Linked DNA regions of Homo sapiens: region 2 is linked to region 1. The links are chromatin loops, found by intact Hi-C in ENCODE. Cell type or tissue: heart left ventricle. All regions are shown on one strand. Each heading gives the region's core, and the rest is flanking DNA. Links, peaks and the distances in the headings are about the cores only. Region 1 holds the start of SNORD70 (small nucleolar RNA, C/D box 70). Region 2 overlaps BMPR2 (bone morphogenetic protein receptor type 2).

Region 1 (8,333 bases), core at 33-8,032:
TAATCCTAGTACTTTGGGATACCAAGGTGGGTGGATCATTTGAGGTCAGGAGCTCGAGACCAGCCTGGCCAACATGGTGAAACCCCCTCTCTCCTAAAAACACAAAATTAGCCGGGCGTGGTGGCACATGCCTGTAATCCCAGCTACTGGGAGGAAGCTGAGGCAGGAAAATCCCTTGAGCCTGGGAGGCGGAAGTTGCAGTGAGCCGAGATTGCGCCACTGCACTCCAGTCTGGGTGTCAGAGTGAGACCCTGTCTCCAAAAAAAAAAAAAAAGATGACACTGTTTTAGGCAACTAGAAGACTAGTTTTCCTTCTTAAAGGGTTATATGCTTTGTTGGGTTAATCTGATTCGTTGTTGTCAATGATGTATTCTTCTTGGAACTGAATCTAAGTGATCTGACTCAATATTCGTCACTACCACTGAGACAACGATGAATCAACTATATGTTTCTTTCTGGATAAAATACTACCCTGAGGCTGGGCGTGATGGCTCACACCTGTAATCCCAGCATTTTGGGAGGCCAAGGCAGGCGGATCAGTTGAGCCCAGGAGTTCAAGACCAGCCTGGGCAATATAGGAAAACCCCATCTCTACCAAAAACAAAAATTAGCTGGGTGTGGTGGTGCACACCTATAGTCCTAGCTGCTTGGGAGACTGAGGCTGGAAGATCCTTTGAGCTCGGGAAGTCAGGGCTGCAGTGAGCTGTGATTGCACCACTGCATTCCAGCCTGGGTGACAGAGTGAAGTGAGACCCTGTCTCAAAAACATAAAGGGGGCCGGGCACGGTGGCTCACGCTTGTAATCCCAGCACTTTGGGAGGTCGAGGTGGGTGGATCACAAGGTCAGGAGTTTGAGACCAGCCTGGCCAATATGGTGAAACCTCTTCTCTACTAAAAAATACAAAAAAATTAGCCAGCCATGGGGGCTGGGCACGGTGGCTCACGCCTGTAATCCCAGCACTTTGGGAGGCCAAGGCGGGCGGATGATGAGGTCAGGAGATGGAGACCATCCTGGCTAACACGGTGAAACCCCGTCTCTACGAAAAATACAAAAAATTAGCCAGGTGTGGTGGCGGGTGCCTGTAGTCCCAGCTACTTGGGAGGCTGAGGCAGGAGAATGGCATGAGGCAGGAGAATGGCATGAACCTGGGAGGTGGAGTTTGCAGTGAGCCGAGATTGCGCCACTGCACTCCAGCCTGGGCGACAGAGTGAGACTCTGTCTCAAAAAAAAAAAACAAAAACTAGCCAGGCATGGTGGCACAGGCACATGCCTGTAATCCCAGCTACTTGGGAGTCTGAGGCAGGAGAATTGCTTGAATCCGGGAGGCAGAGGTTGCAGTGAGCCGAGATCGCACCACTGCACTCCAGCGTGGGTGACAGTGAGATTCTGTCTCAAAAAAAAAAACAAAAAACCATAAAGGGTTAGGATGTAACAAGAATGAGACCTGACAATAAGCTATTTTTTTTAATGGCATTTGTACAGGATAGACAAATGAATATCATGAGATTCCTAAAAAGGACTCACGTACGTTTTCTTGAGTCAATTCTATGCTGTATAATAAAGTCATCTCTGTACAGCTTTATGCAACAGGGGTTTGTATTAAAGCTTCAACATCTTTACTCTTGGCCAAAATTTCCTCCAAAGCCTACAACTTTCTTTTAATAATCCAAGCATTACTAGCCTAACATTTAGAAAAACTAGTAATTGTATGAAGAATATCTAACTTCACACCCTGATACACAATGGTAGGCATGTTTTATTGGTGTGTGCTTTGGAAACAGTCAAGCACTTCTTTCCAAGTTATGTGGCTTTTGAATCAACGCACTGCCCCCAATAACATGTTTATCTCTTTTTTTTTTAATTCTAGAGTAAAGCTAAAACATTTTGAGAAATTTCAGGATACAGCAGAAGCATTAGCAGGTAAAGTAAAAAATTAGAAGCTTGCTTTTTTGAAAAAATTAAGTCTTAGCCGTTTGTTTTTCTTGTTTAAAAGGTTGTTTGCTTCAGTTGCCTGTGTTAACCTTATTCAATGTTGTCAATGATGCATTCTTATTGGAACTGAATTTAAGTGATCTGACTCATTCGTCACTACCACTGAGACAACATTGAGTTAGCTTTTTTCACCATAGGGCTGGTTTTCCCCATGTGTGAGGAGAGGTGAGAAGTGGTTAAGTTGATCTCCCTGTGGAAACCAGCAACATAATGCTGAAGCACAATTCAGTAAAAGGTGTTCTACAAGGGACCAAGGTAATGTGGTCAAGTATACAGCTCTCTCCTCATTTTAATCCAAGGGTAGAGTTGTAATCCTGAGAACAGCCAGGATTCACAGTTGAAAAATAATTTAAAAAGCTCTTCTGGGGGTATAGATTTTTAGTTCAAAAAAACATATCAATATTCAGAGTTATACAGAAACTGACAGAGGTGTTATTTTTAAAAGATTCAGAAGAATGGATGACTCATACTCTTCAACTAGATTTCATCACGGGACAACAGAGTGATCGGGTTTATTTACTGTAATTGACTGCAGTAGGTCTTACAGTTTTGTTTTTTTAAGTGTTAGGGAAAACAGGAAGAGCAGATATAAAGCCCAAATCATTAAATTTTCAACTGCCTGAATTCTTTATCACAAATCAGCCAACTATTTGGCGGTGTAGTTTGAAAATGAAGGACCGTGAGGAAGAATATGGCTTAAAGCTGGGCAAGAATATGACAGATGCAAAAAATTTTGTTAAATAACCACAGGAGAAAGGTACAGTTTTTGTCTGAAAATTTGGAATCCAACTAAACATGCTGGAACATAACAGACCACCCTAACCTTGGCAGAGGGGTAGGCTGAAGGAAGACCCATAGGGCCAGTTTCTTTGTTTTATAAACATAGTTCTAGGGCTGCTTCACCAACTCTTCAGTAATTAGAGTTATATACAGCCATAAAAAAAACTGTGGTAATATTAACTTGGAGAATTTTTAAAAAGATAGCCTGTTCATCACAGCTTTTAAGTATGGGTAAACATTTGGTAAGATTCCAAGCAAGATTGTGTTAGCTGTATTCAAACTCTAGGGGGTGTTGTTGACATAGACTGGGATATGAACAGTTCCTAGTCCTGATCTCAAGTAGCCTCTTCTGAATTCCTTTTTGCATACGATCTTTAATCTGCTTGGGATATATCTGGCCAGTCCTTATTAAACTGTATTAAATGGACAAGCCAAGCTTTTGCTCAAACAAGCAGGTTTTTACTATTAATACCTAATATATTGAGCACATACTGATTGTCAGATTTATGCTTATGATTTCATAATTGTTATTTAATTCTTGAATCCTGTGAGGCAGATAACCATCATCTCTATGTTACAGATGATAAAACTTGAAATTTAAGCAGTATTTCCAGATTCATTTACCTAGCTTCTTTGTATTATTTAAAATAATGTACAATAAGGCTGGGTGCGGTGGCTCATGCCAGGAATCCCAGCACTTTGGGAGGCCAAGACAGGCGGATCACCTGAGGTCAGTTCAAGATCAGCCTGGCCAACATGGTGAAACCTCGTCTCTACTGAAATTACAAAAATTAGCCGGGTGTGGTGGCACACACCTTAGTCCCAGCTACTCGGGAGGCTGAGGCAGGAGAAACACTTGAACCTGGTAGGCAGAGATAGCACTGAGCCAAGATTGCACCACTGCACTCCAGCCTGGGCAACAGAGCGAGACTCCTTCTGGAAAATAACATAAAATTAAGTAGTGTACAGTAAATGGACAAAATGCCATAGTAGTTGAGAATTTAAAGTCAATTCCCCCCAGTCTAAGCTCCATGAGGGCAGAGACTGTTCTGTACTGTCAAATTCCTAGACGCTAGCAAAGTATACAGCTATAGAAGGTTTATAATAAATATTTTGGGGAAAATGAATGAAAATAGTGAATTTTATCAGGAATGCTGTCATAGAAACATTTACAATGCCTTTTCCTATCTGTTTTCACCAGAAAGTTAAATGAACATCAGCTAATTAAGAAAGCAGAATCCTTCCCCTGGGAATTCAGTTCTCACTGCCTATTATAAGGCAGTTTTGACATGACAGAACCACAACTAAATGGCTGTAAATGTCACAGTGTACATTTTAAACCTCATAGCCTTAGAGTTTGATGAGACCAGGCACAGTGACTAACACCTGTAATCCCAACACTTTGAGGGGCTAAGATGGGCAGGAATTTAAGATCAGCCTGGGCAATATAGCAAGACCCCCTCTCAAAAAAGATTTTTTTTTTTTTGGAGATGGAGTTTCATTTTGTCACCCAGGCTGGAGTGCAGTGGCATGATCTCGGCTCACTGCAGTCTCCACCTCCTGAGTTCAAGTAATTCTCCCAGGAGGCTGGGTTCAGCCTCCAAAGTAGCTGAGATTACAGGTGATACCACCATGTCCAGCTAATTTTTGTATTTTTTAGTAGAGACGGGGTTTTGCCTGTTGGCCAGGCTGCTCTGGAACTCCTGACCTCAGGTGATCCACCCGCCTTGGCCTCCCAAAGTGCTGGGATTACAAGCATGAGCCACCGTGCCTGGCCATCATTTTTTTTTTTTAAATAAAGAAATAGGGTCTGTTGGGGTGTGATGTTGAATTTGTATTGGTCTCAGACATTCATATATGCTATTTGCATGAAGTGGTTTATTTTTATTCTTGATTGTGTTTTCAACTTGCAAGTCTTTTTTTTTTTTTTTTTGATACTGATCTTCGGCTGGAGTACAGGGGCGCGATCCCAGCTCACTGTAGTCTCTGCCTCCTGAGTAGCTGGGATTACAGGCTCATGCCACCACGCTCACCTAATTTTTGTATTTTTAGCAGAGATGGGGTTTCACCATGTTGCCTAGGATGGTCGCATCTCCTGACCTCGTGACCCGCTCACCTCAGCCTCCTGAAGTGCTGGGATTATCCATTTGATCATAATTCGAATGGATATACGATCAGGAGGGAAGAGCAAGACCTGACTTATTAAGCACAAACTGCCTGACCTTGGAAATTGTTGATAGACCTTCATTCCTGCCAAGCATTTTTCTTTTCTTTTTCTTTTTCTTTTTTTTTTTTTAGATGGAGTTTTGCTCTTGTCACTTAGGCTGGAGTGCAATGTCACGGTATCACTTTAACCTCCACCTCTGGGTTCAAGCGATTCTCCTACCTCAGCCTCCCGAGTAGCTAGGATTACAGGCGTGAGCCACCAGGGCCAGCTAATTTTTGTATTTTTAGTAGAGTGTTTCGTCATGTTAGCCAGGCTGGTCTCTCGAACTCCTGACCTTAGGTGATCTGCCAGCCTCAGCCTCCCAAAGTGCTGGGATTACAGACTTGAGCCACCACGCGCAGCCCAAGCATACTTTTTATGTTTTTTGTTTTTGTTTTGTTGAGACAGGGTCTGTCACCAGGCTGCTGGAGTACAGCGGCATGATCATGACTCACTGCAGCCTTGAACTCCCTGGGCTCAGGTGATTGTCCCAGCTCAGCCTCCCCAGTAGCTGGACTACAGGCACATGCCACCACACCCAGCTAATTTTTGTATTTTTAGTAGAGACAGGGTTTCGCCGTGTTGGCCAGGCTGGTGGTACACACCACCATGCCTGGGTAACCCAAGCATACTTTTACCTCAGTCAAATGTCAGATAAATTTCAGAAGAGGTATTAGTTCGTGTGGGTCCAGAAAAAGGGAATATAGGTCTAAGGAAGGGTGAGAAATATAAAGCAGCTGATTTAGAACTTGCCAGAAATACCAGCGGTCTCAAAATAGAATAGGCAGCCTTTGCTACTAAGTTTTACATTGCTGGAGGTGTACAAGTGGAGATACAAGCAAAGCTAAGGCCTTCACTCAAACATGTTTATATTATGGCAGAACTTTGAAAATGATTACACTCATTTTTACTAGTTTTGATGTGATTTTAGGATATTTCAGGACAGTCTATTTGAAATGACAAAGGAAAGTGAGTCTGTTTTGTCTTCCCAAAAAGATTGTTTCTAAGATTTCATGATTCTCCCTTGAGTTCATGAGAAGATTCTTGTGAGAAGGAAAGAAACCCTGGACCTGATTTTACCCCTGGCTCTGTAGCAAAAATGAGGGTGGGAAGATCAAATGAAATTGTGAAACATGTAACTTATAAAACATATATCATTTCATTTCAGAAGTAACATTAAATTCAAGCCCTTTGAAAGGCCTATTTTATTTTTTTAAGTGTCAACTAGGGCAAGGTCTCAAAGTTAAAAATTTGAGAGTTAATGCTTTTGTTTTTCTTTTTCTTGAAAAGCATTCACAGCTCTGATGGAGGGCAAAATCAATAAGCAGCTGAAAAAAGTTCTGAAGAAAATAGTAAAAGAAGCCCATGAACCGCTGGCAGTAGCTGATGCTAAACTAGGAGGGGTCATAAAGGTAAAGTCACGATATTTTTGGTCATGCCTGCTAGTCAGATCTCACAGCATACCAACTACAAAGCCTAGCCTTTGCAATAAGTTGCTTATCATAAATTCTCAATACATTTTTTTCTTTTCTCTAAGCTACATGATAATGGATTTCCCCTAACATCAGCTGAACTGAGCAAATAAGTAATACCTATTTGTTCTAGAAGATATAGAAGAACAAAAAATGATAAAAATTGACTTTAACAAATCTGCTACCCATATATAATGTTAATGTTCTATGTATATCATGCCATATTTTTGTCTAGCCACATTTTTTTCCAACGAAAATGGGGTCCTTATATTTTTTAGAAATATATTTATTAGAAAACTTTTAGTAGGGGTGTATTGCTGGAGATGAAATAAAATGTGAGAGTGGAAAGAAAGACTAGGAAAATAGCCTCCCAAATACAGAAAGCAGAACAATTCGGGCGGGGCGCGGTGGCTCACACCTATAATAATCCCAGCATTTTGGGAGGCCAAGGTAGGAGTATCACGAGGTCAGCAGATCGAGACCATCCTGGCTAACACAGTGAAACCCTGTCTCTACTGAAAATACAGAAAATTAACCGGGTGTGGTGGCAGGCGCCTGTAGTCCCAGCTAATTGGGAGTGCAGTGGCGCAGTCTCACAGCTCACTGCAGACTTGACCTCCTGTTCTCAAGCAATCCTCCCTCTTCAGTAGCTGGGACTACAGGCACATGCCACCATGCTGGCTAATTATTTTATTTTATTTTATTTCATTTATTTGAGACAGAGTCTCACTCTGTTGCCCTGGCTAGAGTGCAGTGGCATGATCTCGGCTCACTGCAACCTCTGCCTCCCGGGTTCAAGGGATTCCCCTGCCTTAGCCTTCCAAGTAGCTGGGATTACAGACGCCCGCCAACACGCCCTGGCCTCCCAAAGTGCTAGGATTACAGGCATGTGCCACCACGCCCAACCTGTAATTTTTTTTTTTTTTTAAGACGGAGTCTCACTCTGTCGCTAGGCTGAAGTGCATTGGCTCAGTCTTGGCTCACTGCAACCTCCGCCTCCTGGGTTGAAGTGATTCTCCTGCCTCAGCCTCCCGAGTAGCTGGGACTATAGGCACCTGCCACCACACCCGGCTAATTTTTGTATTTTTAGTAGAGACGGGGTTTCATCATGTTGGCCAAGATGGTCTCGATCTATTGACCTTGTGATCCACCCGCCTCGGCCTCCCAAAGTGCTGGGATTACAGGCGTGAGCCACCGCGCCTGGCATAACCTGTAATTTTAAAAAGAAGCTAAATAACAGGTAGTAAAAGATCTCCTTAAACCAACTACTTGGTCAAATTATATTAATCTTTTTATAGCTTTTAATTTATATAGCCAAGCTGTCTTCTGGAAGCTTGTATCAGTTTTTACTTCCACCAGTGATACAGTCAAGTATTCTACAAACACACTGGAAATTATGCTTCTTGTCCAACTGAGAAATGCGTATATTTAAATTAGTGCCACTTTAATATTTAGGAAATAATTTCAGGCTGGGCGCGGTGGCTCATGCCTGTAATCCCAGCACTTTGGGAAGATGAGGCGGGCGGATCACTTGAGGTCAGGAGTTTGAGACCAGCCTGTACAACATGGTGAAACCCCGTCTCTACTAAAAATACAAAATTAGCTGGGCATGGTGGCTCATGCCTGCAATAATCCCAGGCCGAGACAGGAGAATCTCTTGAACCCAGGAGGCGGAGGTTGTAGTGAGCCAAGATTGCGCCACTGCACTCCAGCCTGGGCGACAGAGTGATACTGTGTCTCAAAAAATAATAATAACAACTTCAGGAAAGTCTTTTTTTTTTTAATTTAATATAGATGTTCATGTTCTTGTAGGAAAAGCTGAATCTCAGTTGTATCCATAGTCCTGTTGTTAATGAACTTATGAGAGGAATTCGTTCACAAA
Region 2 (8,333 bases), core at 300-8,299, 220 kb after region 1:
TCTTTGAGTGACATAGTCTTTGGTTTAGTTCTATATTGTGAGTCTCGTGAATTTTCTGTATTGTGAATTTTATTTTTAATTTGTTTTGTTTTAAATAATGACTATTATAGTGACTAGGTTTCCATTTTTCTAGTGGTAACTTTAGGCTTAAATGGACATTTCTTACTCAATTAGGTTATTGGTGTTTTCTAAGAATCATTAAATACTTTTTTTTTAAAGTTGTATAGAGTAACAGACTCTGTTCTATCATATCTAAAAAGTACAATCTTAGTACAATAGAGGTAATTAAAGTAGAATTATACCAAAAATACTTTGAGAGCATATTTAATGGTGTTTTCTTTATTCTTCGATGAAATGTTTTGATGTACAATGGTCTGCAAATTAATTCTTCTATTTTTCTTGTATTTTTAAAATTCCTAGTCTGTTTACTTAAATGTGATCTTTCCATTTTTTATTTAATGATTTTATTCCAATCAAATATAATTAACTGTTTTAATTCATTCTTTAATAAAATAAACAAATTGCTGAAATTGTCTCTCCTAATCATAAAATAGCTATTTAAAATACACTCTAAAGAAATTAAAATTGTAAATACTTATGGAGCTAAAAGTTAAGGAGGAGGGGCACTGAATGTTTTTCCCATTTTTTCATGTCTTTTCTAACCTTTTGGCGGGGGTGGAATTTAACTTTAGACTGTTATTTCTCTCTCTTCTTCAGTTTTTCACTGTTTCTTTCATAATTCACTCATCGAATGCCTTGATTCAATTAGCCAAGTATGGGCTATTTTTTTTGTTGTTATTTTTTGCTTTTTCTTCCAAGCTAGATCTATTCAAAATGATTAACAAGTTAAATTTAAACCAGTCTTTCATATTCAGTATTAACTACTTGTTTGAAAAAACAAGAAATCTGCCCCCTCTCAATTTTTTAGGGCATTAAATGTAAACATTAGTCTGATTATGATTACTGCCATTCCAAACATATTAATTAAAAGCAACGTTTATTTCCTATAAAAACATTTGTTCAAAACATTGAGCTCCACAATAAATCATAGTACAGAAACAATATCATAACAATTTGGATTATTTTGCTAATGAATTCACTTAACTGATCACATCGTTTTGGATTTAAATGTTTTTCTCTACTTGTATGAAAGCTACATTGCTTGAAAACTACAAAAACTAATCCCCAATTTGCCTTTCTACACAGTGGTAAAAGATTAAGGAGCTGACATAACCACTAGTGTGTTATATTTAAGCTTCCCTTTGCTGCTTGCTGCACATGTTACAATGTTGTTCTTTCTTTGACACAGACCCAGACAAAAGCTGAGTGTAGCAAGGAAACAGACAGAACGCCTCCAGTAGTGGCCCCCGCCTGGCTCCAGGATTTGTAAACAGAAACATCCCAGGCTCCAATGAGACAGACAGAGGTTCCCTGTCTGTTCTGCATTCAGGAAGTGTTTGCTTGTATAAGCCCAACTATTGCACAGGCATACATAGTAGTGTTTACATTTGGCTGAGTATTTAACTGAGAAAACTTAATAGGGAAGAAAAAGAGGGTTTATTAGAGGTAGGAGAACAAGACAATTCAGGTATAACATAGATGTAGCATATGTTATGTAAAAAGGTTTTTTTATTTTGAAGAAATAGACAACAAAAAATAGGAGTTTTCTAGTTAAAGGCCTCTTTTGCACGTACACGTGAATACACATATTGAAATATTTTTCCTGGCAGTTTTTCAGGGATCTCATATTTTTAGACCATGTGACAGAGGCTTGGAAAGTTTTTATTTGAAATTTAACCAATCATATGGTTTATAATGAAATGGGAAAAGTTCCCTTGTCCTGACAGGGTGCGTGATGCGGGGTGTGGCTCACTTCTTAAGTGCCCCGCTGCTCAGACCTCTAGGGGACCATACAGACAGGTAGGCTGTGGGGCTCCGACCTCACAACAGTGTCTAGGAGTGAATGTTTACAGCTCCTGAATCCGCAGTGGGCGTGTGTTACAGGGTGCTCTTTTAGTTTGCCATCTATAGGCGGCTTGTGTTAGCTCAATTAGACCCCCTTCCTTATCACAAGGACAGAGGGATTTCTGTATCCCAGGGTTTCCTGCCTTGGTGTACGGGAAGAGTCGGCTCACACCTGGGCTTGGAGAATGAGTGCAAGGTTTATTAGTAGAAGTAGCTCTCAGCAGATGGGGGAACCAGAAGGGAGATGGTTTTCTCCTGGAGTTGGGCCGCTTGGTGGCCAGGGCTCTCCTCCGTCTGCCCCAGCCAAACTCCGCGTCGTTGTCGTTCTGTCGACGGCCTGCCGGCGTGCGGGTGCCTATCGTTGTGCTCTTCTGCTGGCGTGCTCCTCTCGACGACCAGCCACTTTCTTCCGCCGATGTGCTCCTCTTTACGTCTGGCCGCCTGTGTGTCTGCCTGCTAGGGTCTCGGGTTTTTATAGGCCCAGGATGGGGACATGGCGGGTCCGGGTGGTCTTGGAAATGCAACATTTGGACGGGAAAGCAGGAGTGCCTGTCCTCACCTAGGTCTGTTGGGGTGGAGCCCTAGTCAGGGACGCACCTTTCTCTACCCATTACTTACCTCCCCACTTCCGTGTCATTTAAGGAGGGCACACTGTTCCCTTCCCAGCACTATAACATGTTTAAAATGTTTTAAAACTTTTTTCATTCTCTCCAATATATGAATTAATAATCCATTTCAGATTTTGAATTAATGAATGTTTAATGTAAAAGTTTTGTTAAATTTTCTTTTATAAATTTGAGAATAAAAGCAAAGAATGCTGAGCCTTCAAAAAACTGTATGAGAAGACTCATTATACAGAGTTTTGGAAGTAGGAGGACCTTAAAAGTCACTTACAAGATCACTTATTTTTATTTTATAGTTTAATGTATTTTAGTAACAAACAGGAACAGCAAAAAGACAGCGTTAAAAACGTGCTTGAATGTAGGACAACTCAAAAAAGTAGAGTGAACAGATGGAACCTACTCTATGATTAAAATGCTGCAAACATCATTTAGTTGCTGTCAATAAGAAATTTACTTATTTTCCAAAAATCCAAATGCAGGCATTATCCAGAAAAATTTAACAGGTTTATTTATAATTGTTATGGCCAGGCATGGTGGTTTATGCTTGTAATTCCAGCACTTTGGGAGGCCAGGACAGGCAGATTGCTTGAGCCCGGGAGTTTGAGACCATCCTGAGCAACATGGCAAAACCCTGTCTCTACAAAAAATAAAAATTAGCCAGACATGGTGGCATGAGACCAGATGCTTGGGAGGCTGAGGTGATAGGATCGCTTGAGCCTGGGAGGCTGAGGCTGTAGTGAGCCATGGTCATACCATTGCACTCCAGCCTGAGCGACAAAGTGAGACCCTGTCTCAAAAACAAAAACAAAAAAAAATCAAAAGAACAAATTAAATAATTGTTATGAAGTTGAACTTCTAAAACTTGTTCACTGAAATGTTTTGACCCGCATTAATGCTTTATGTCCCACATTTATATTGAAAATCCACATGCAAATAAAAATGGAAAAACCACCAATACCTCATTTCTGTTCCTTATTTTTTCACTTACAATCTTATACTTAGGTGCCTTTTGACCCTATGGGGAAAAAATAATGTTCAGAACTACTGAGAGGTGACAGCGTGCTGGCAGTCCTTACCGCCCTCGCTCGCTCTCAGCGCCTCCTCTGCCTGGGCTCCCACTTTGGCAGCACTTGAGGAGCCCTTCAGCCCACCACTGCACTGTGGGAGCCACTTTCTGGGCTGGCCGAGGCCGGAGCCCACTCCTTCAGCTTGCAGGGAGGTGTGGAGGGAGAGGCGCGAGCAGGAACCAGGGCTGCGTGCCACGCTTGCGGGCCAGCTGGAGTTCCGGGTGGGCATGGGCTTGGCGGGCCCCGCACTCGGAGCAGCCGGCCAGCCCTGCCGGCCCCAGGCAATGAGGGGCTTAGCACCCGGGCCAGCGGCTGCGGGGGGTGCACTGGGTCCCCCAGCAGTGCCAGCCAACCGGCACTGCTCTTGATTTCTCACCGGGTCTTAGCTGCCTTCCCGCGGGGCAGGGCTCGGGCCTGCAGCCCGCCATGCCTGAGCCTCCCACCCCCTCCATGGGCCCCTGTGCGGCCCGAGCCTCCCCGATGAGTGCCGCCCCCTGCTCCACGGCGCCCAGTCCCATTGCCAAGCGGTGAGACAATCGCTGAGCGGTGAGAGCATCACCTATCCGCAAGCAGTGAGTACCATCGGACCCCTTTCGCTTGCTATTCTGTCCTGTCTTTCCTTAGAATTCGGGGGCTAAATACCGGGCACCTTATTGGCCAGTTAAAAGTGACTAGCGCAGCTGCCAGAGTAAAGACACGGGTGTCAGGCTTTCTGGGAAAGGGCTCTCTAACAACCCCCGACTCTTCGGAGTTGGGACCATTGGTTTGCCTAGAACCAGCTTCCGCTTTTCCTGTACTTCTGGACTGAGTCAAGGGTCGACAAAGAGGAAAGCCATGCAGCTCCGGGGTCCCAACAACAAGTTGGTTGACCCTGCGGCCATGGGCAGAACTCTCAAAGGCATGTCACCCAAGTGAGACTTGCCCATCTATCGTATCTATCCTGACCCTTGCCCCCTGGGTCCTAATGCCTGCCAGACAAACTTCCTCTCACCTCTTTTCTCTGAGGCTAATTAGACCCACTTCTAAAAATTGCTACCTGTCTCTGGTGCTTTTCTAGTTTCTCCTATAAGAATGATTTCTAGTATAAACTCCAGGACTCTGTTACCTTCTTTAGGCACCTGGGCTCACCAATCAGAAAGACATAATTTTTGCCCAAAGCCCTGTCACAGTGGGGACTACCTGGAATTTTAGGATCCCTCCTCAGACTAACAGGCCTAACAAAAGCTATTCCTGAAGCTAGGATATGGGGAGCCTTAGAAATTGTATCCTTCCTATTCATATAAGTGAGGACAAAAGGTGTCACTCTTCCAACCCTGGAGATCCCTTCCCTCCCTCAGGGTGTGGCCCTCCACTTCATTTTTGGGGCATAACATCTTTATAGGACAGGGGTAAAGTCCCAAGACTAACAGGAGAATGCTTAGGACTCTTAACAGGTTTTTGAGGATGCGTTGGTAAGGGCCACTAAATCTGATTTTTCTCAGTCGGTCCTCCTTGTGGTCTAGGAGGACAGGCAAGGGTGCAGGTTTTCAAGAATGCGTCGGTAAGGACCACTAAATCCGACCTTCCTCCGTCCTCCATGTGGTCTGGGAGGAAAACTAGTGTTTCTGCTGCTGCGTCAGTGAGCGCAACTATTCCGATCAGCAGGGTCCAGGGACCGTTGCAGGTTCTTGGGCAGGGGTTGTTTCTGCTGCTGCATTGGTGAGCGCAACTATTCCGATCAGCAGGGTCCAGGGACAGTTGCATGTTCTTGGGCAGGGGTTGTTTCTGCTGCTGCGTCGGTGAGCACAACTATTCCGATCAGCAGGGTCCAGGGACCGTTGCGAGTTCTTGGGCAGGGGGAGAAACAAAACAAACCAAAACCACGGGCGGTTTTGTCTTTCAGATGGGAAACACTCAGGCATCAACAGGCTCACCCTTGAAATGCATCCTAAGCCATTGGGACCAATTTGACCCACAAACCCTGAAAAAGAGGCGGCTCATTTTTTTCTGCACTACGGCTTGGCCCCAATATTCTCTTTCTGATGGGGAAAAATGGCCACCTGAGGGCAGTACAAATTACAATACTATCCTGCAGCTTGACCTTTTCTCTAAGAGGGAAGGCAAATGGAGTGTCTTACCTTATGTTCGAGCTTTCTTTTCATTGAGGGAGAATATACAACTATGCAAAGCTTGCAATTTACATCCCACAGGAGGACCTCTCAGCTTACCACCATATCCTAGCCTCCCTATAGCTCCCCTTCCTATTAATGATAATCCTCCTCTAATCTCCCCTGCCCAGAAGGAAATAAGCAAAGAAATCTCCAAAGGACCACAAAAACCCCCGGGCTATCGGTTATGTCCCCTTCAAGCTGTAGGGGGAGGGGAATTTGGCCCAACCTGGGTACGTGTCCCCTTCTCCCTCTCTGATTTAAAGCAGATCAAGGCACACCTGGGGAAGTTTTCAGATGATCCTGATAGGTACATAGATGTCCTACAGGGTCTAGGGCAAACCTTTGACCTCCCTTGGAGAGATGTCATGCTACTGTTAGATCAAACCCTGGCCTTTAATGAAAAGAATGCGGCTTTAGCTGCAGCCCGAGAGTTTGGAGATACCTGGTATCTTAGTAAAGTAAATGATAGAATGACAGCTGAAGAAAGGGACAAATTCCCTACTGGTCAGCAAGCCATCCCCATTATGGATCCCCACTGGGACCTTGACTCAGATCATGGGGACTGGAGTCGTAAACATCTGTTGACCTGTGTTCTAGAAGGACTAAGGAGAATTACAAAAAAGCCCATGAATTATTCAATGATGTCCACCATAAATCAGGGAAAGGAAGAAAATCCTTCTGCCTTCCTCGAGCGGCTACGAGAGGCCTTAAGAAAATATACTCCCCTGTCACCTGAATCACTTGAGAGTCAATTGATTCTAAAAGATAAGTTTATTACCCAATCAGCCACAGATACCAGGAGAAAGCTCCAAAAGCAAGCCCTGAGCCCTGAACAAAAATCTAGAGGCATTATTAAACCTGGCAACCTCGGTGTTCTATAATAGGGACCAAGAGGAACAGGCCCAAAAGGAAAAGCGAGATCAGAGAAAGGCCGCAGCCTTAGTCATGGCCCTCAGACAAACAAACCTTGGTGGTTCAGAGAGGACAGAAAATGGAGTAGGCCAATCACCTGGTAGGTCTTGTTATCAGTATGGTTTACTAGGACACTTTAAAAAAGATTGTCCAATGAGAAAGAAGCTGCCCCCTCATCCATGTCCACTATGCCGAGGCAATCGCTAGAAGGTGCACTGCCCCAGAGGACGAAGGTTCCCTGGGTCAGAAGGCCCAACCAGATGATCCAACAACAGGACTGAGGGTGCCCGGGGCAAGTGCCAGCTCATGTCATCACCCTCACTGAGCCCCGGGTATGTTTAACTATTGAGGGCCAGGAAATTGACTTCCTCCTGGACACTGGCGCAGCCTTCTCAGTGTTACTCTCCTGTCCTGGACGACTGTCCTCAAGGTCCGTTACCATCCGAGGAATCCTGGGACAGCCTGTAACCAGGTATTTCTCCCACCTCCTCAGTTGTAATTGGGAGACTTTGCTCTTTTCACATGCCTTTCTTGTTATGCCTGAAAGTCCCACACCGTTATTAGGGAGGGATATATTAGCCAAGGCTGGAGCTATTATCTACATGAATATGGGGAACAAGTTAGCCATTTGTTGTCCCCTACTTGAGGAGGGAATCAACCCTGAAGTCTGGGCATTGGAAGGACAATTTGGAAGGGCAAAAAATGCCCGCCCAGTCCAAATCAGGTTAAAAGATCCCACCAGTTTTCCTTATCAAAGGCAATATCCCTTAAGGCCTGAAGCTCATACAGGATTACAGAATATTGTTAAACATTTGAAAGCTCAAGGCTTAGTAAGGAAATGCAGGAGTCCCTGAAACACCCCAATTCTGGGAGTACAAAAACCAAACGGTCAGTGGAGTCTAGTGCAAGATCTTAGACTCATTAATGAGGCAGTAATTCCACTATATCCAGTTGTACCCAACCCCTATACCCTGCTCTCTCAAATACCAGAGGAAGCAGAATGGTTCACGGTTCTGGACCTCAAGGATGCCTTCTTCTGTATTCCCCTGCACTCTGACTCCCAGTTTCTCTTTGCTTTTGAGGATCCCACAGACCACACGTCCCAACTTACATGGATGGTCTTGCCCCAGGGGTTTAGGGATAGCCTTCATCTGTTTGGTCAGGCACTGGCCCAAGATCTAAGCCACTTCTCAAGTCCAGGCACTCTGGTTCTTCAATATGTGGATGATTTACTTTTGGCTACCAGTTCGGAAGCCTCGTGCCAGCAGGCTACTCTAGATCTCTTGAACTTTCTAGCTAATCAAGGGTACAAGGTGTCTAGGTCGAAGGCCCAGCTTTGCCTACAGCAGGTTAAATATCTAGGCCTAATCTTAGCCAAAGGGACCAGGGCCCTCAGCAAGGAACGAATACAGCCTATACTGGCTTATCCTCGCCCTAAGACATTAAAACATTTGAGGGGGTTCCTTGGAATTACCGGCTTTTGCCGACTATGGATCCCTGGATACAGCGAGATAGCCAGGCTCCTCTATACTCTAATCAAGGAAACCCAGAAGGCAAATACTCATCTAGTCGAATGGGAACCAGAAGCAGAAACAGCCTTTAAAACCTTAAAGCAG

Evidence for each region. A loop is a pair of places that touch in the nucleus more often than their neighbours do. Peaks named below come from ENCODE experiments on the same cell type or tissue, not always from the same donor. Only the 100,000 strongest peaks of a DNase experiment are listed, where the experiment ranks them.
Region 2: it touches region 1 in a loop (2.0-fold over the local background); 3 of 110 quality-filtered maps call a loop at or near these places.

What each region holds. Positions count from the first base shown.
Region 1 is chr2:202,276,082-202,284,414 of GRCh38, forward strand. It overlaps NOP58 (NOP58 ribonucleoprotein), which reads left to right. Exons shown (of 15, transcript NM_015934.5): 3 at 1,869-1,921; 4 at 6,270-6,391; 5 at 8,264-8,333. SNORD70 (small nucleolar RNA, C/D box 70) reads left to right here and starts at 350; the gene lies at 350-437. It overlaps SNORD70B (small nucleolar RNA, C/D box 70B), which reads left to right and starts at 2,032; the gene lies at 2,032-2,106. In heart left ventricle, for the core only: a CTCF peak has its summit at 3,062; no DNase peak of the experiment used is centred there; H3K27ac peaks cover 495 bases.
Region 2 is chr2:202,493,095-202,501,427 of GRCh38, forward strand. All of the region lies in intron 3 of BMPR2 (bone morphogenetic protein receptor type 2), which reads left to right. Among named protein-coding and RNA genes, the nearest start is that of BMPR2, 120 kb to the left of the region's middle. In heart left ventricle, for the core only: no CTCF peak of the experiment used is centred there; a DNase peak (open chromatin) is centred at 4,175.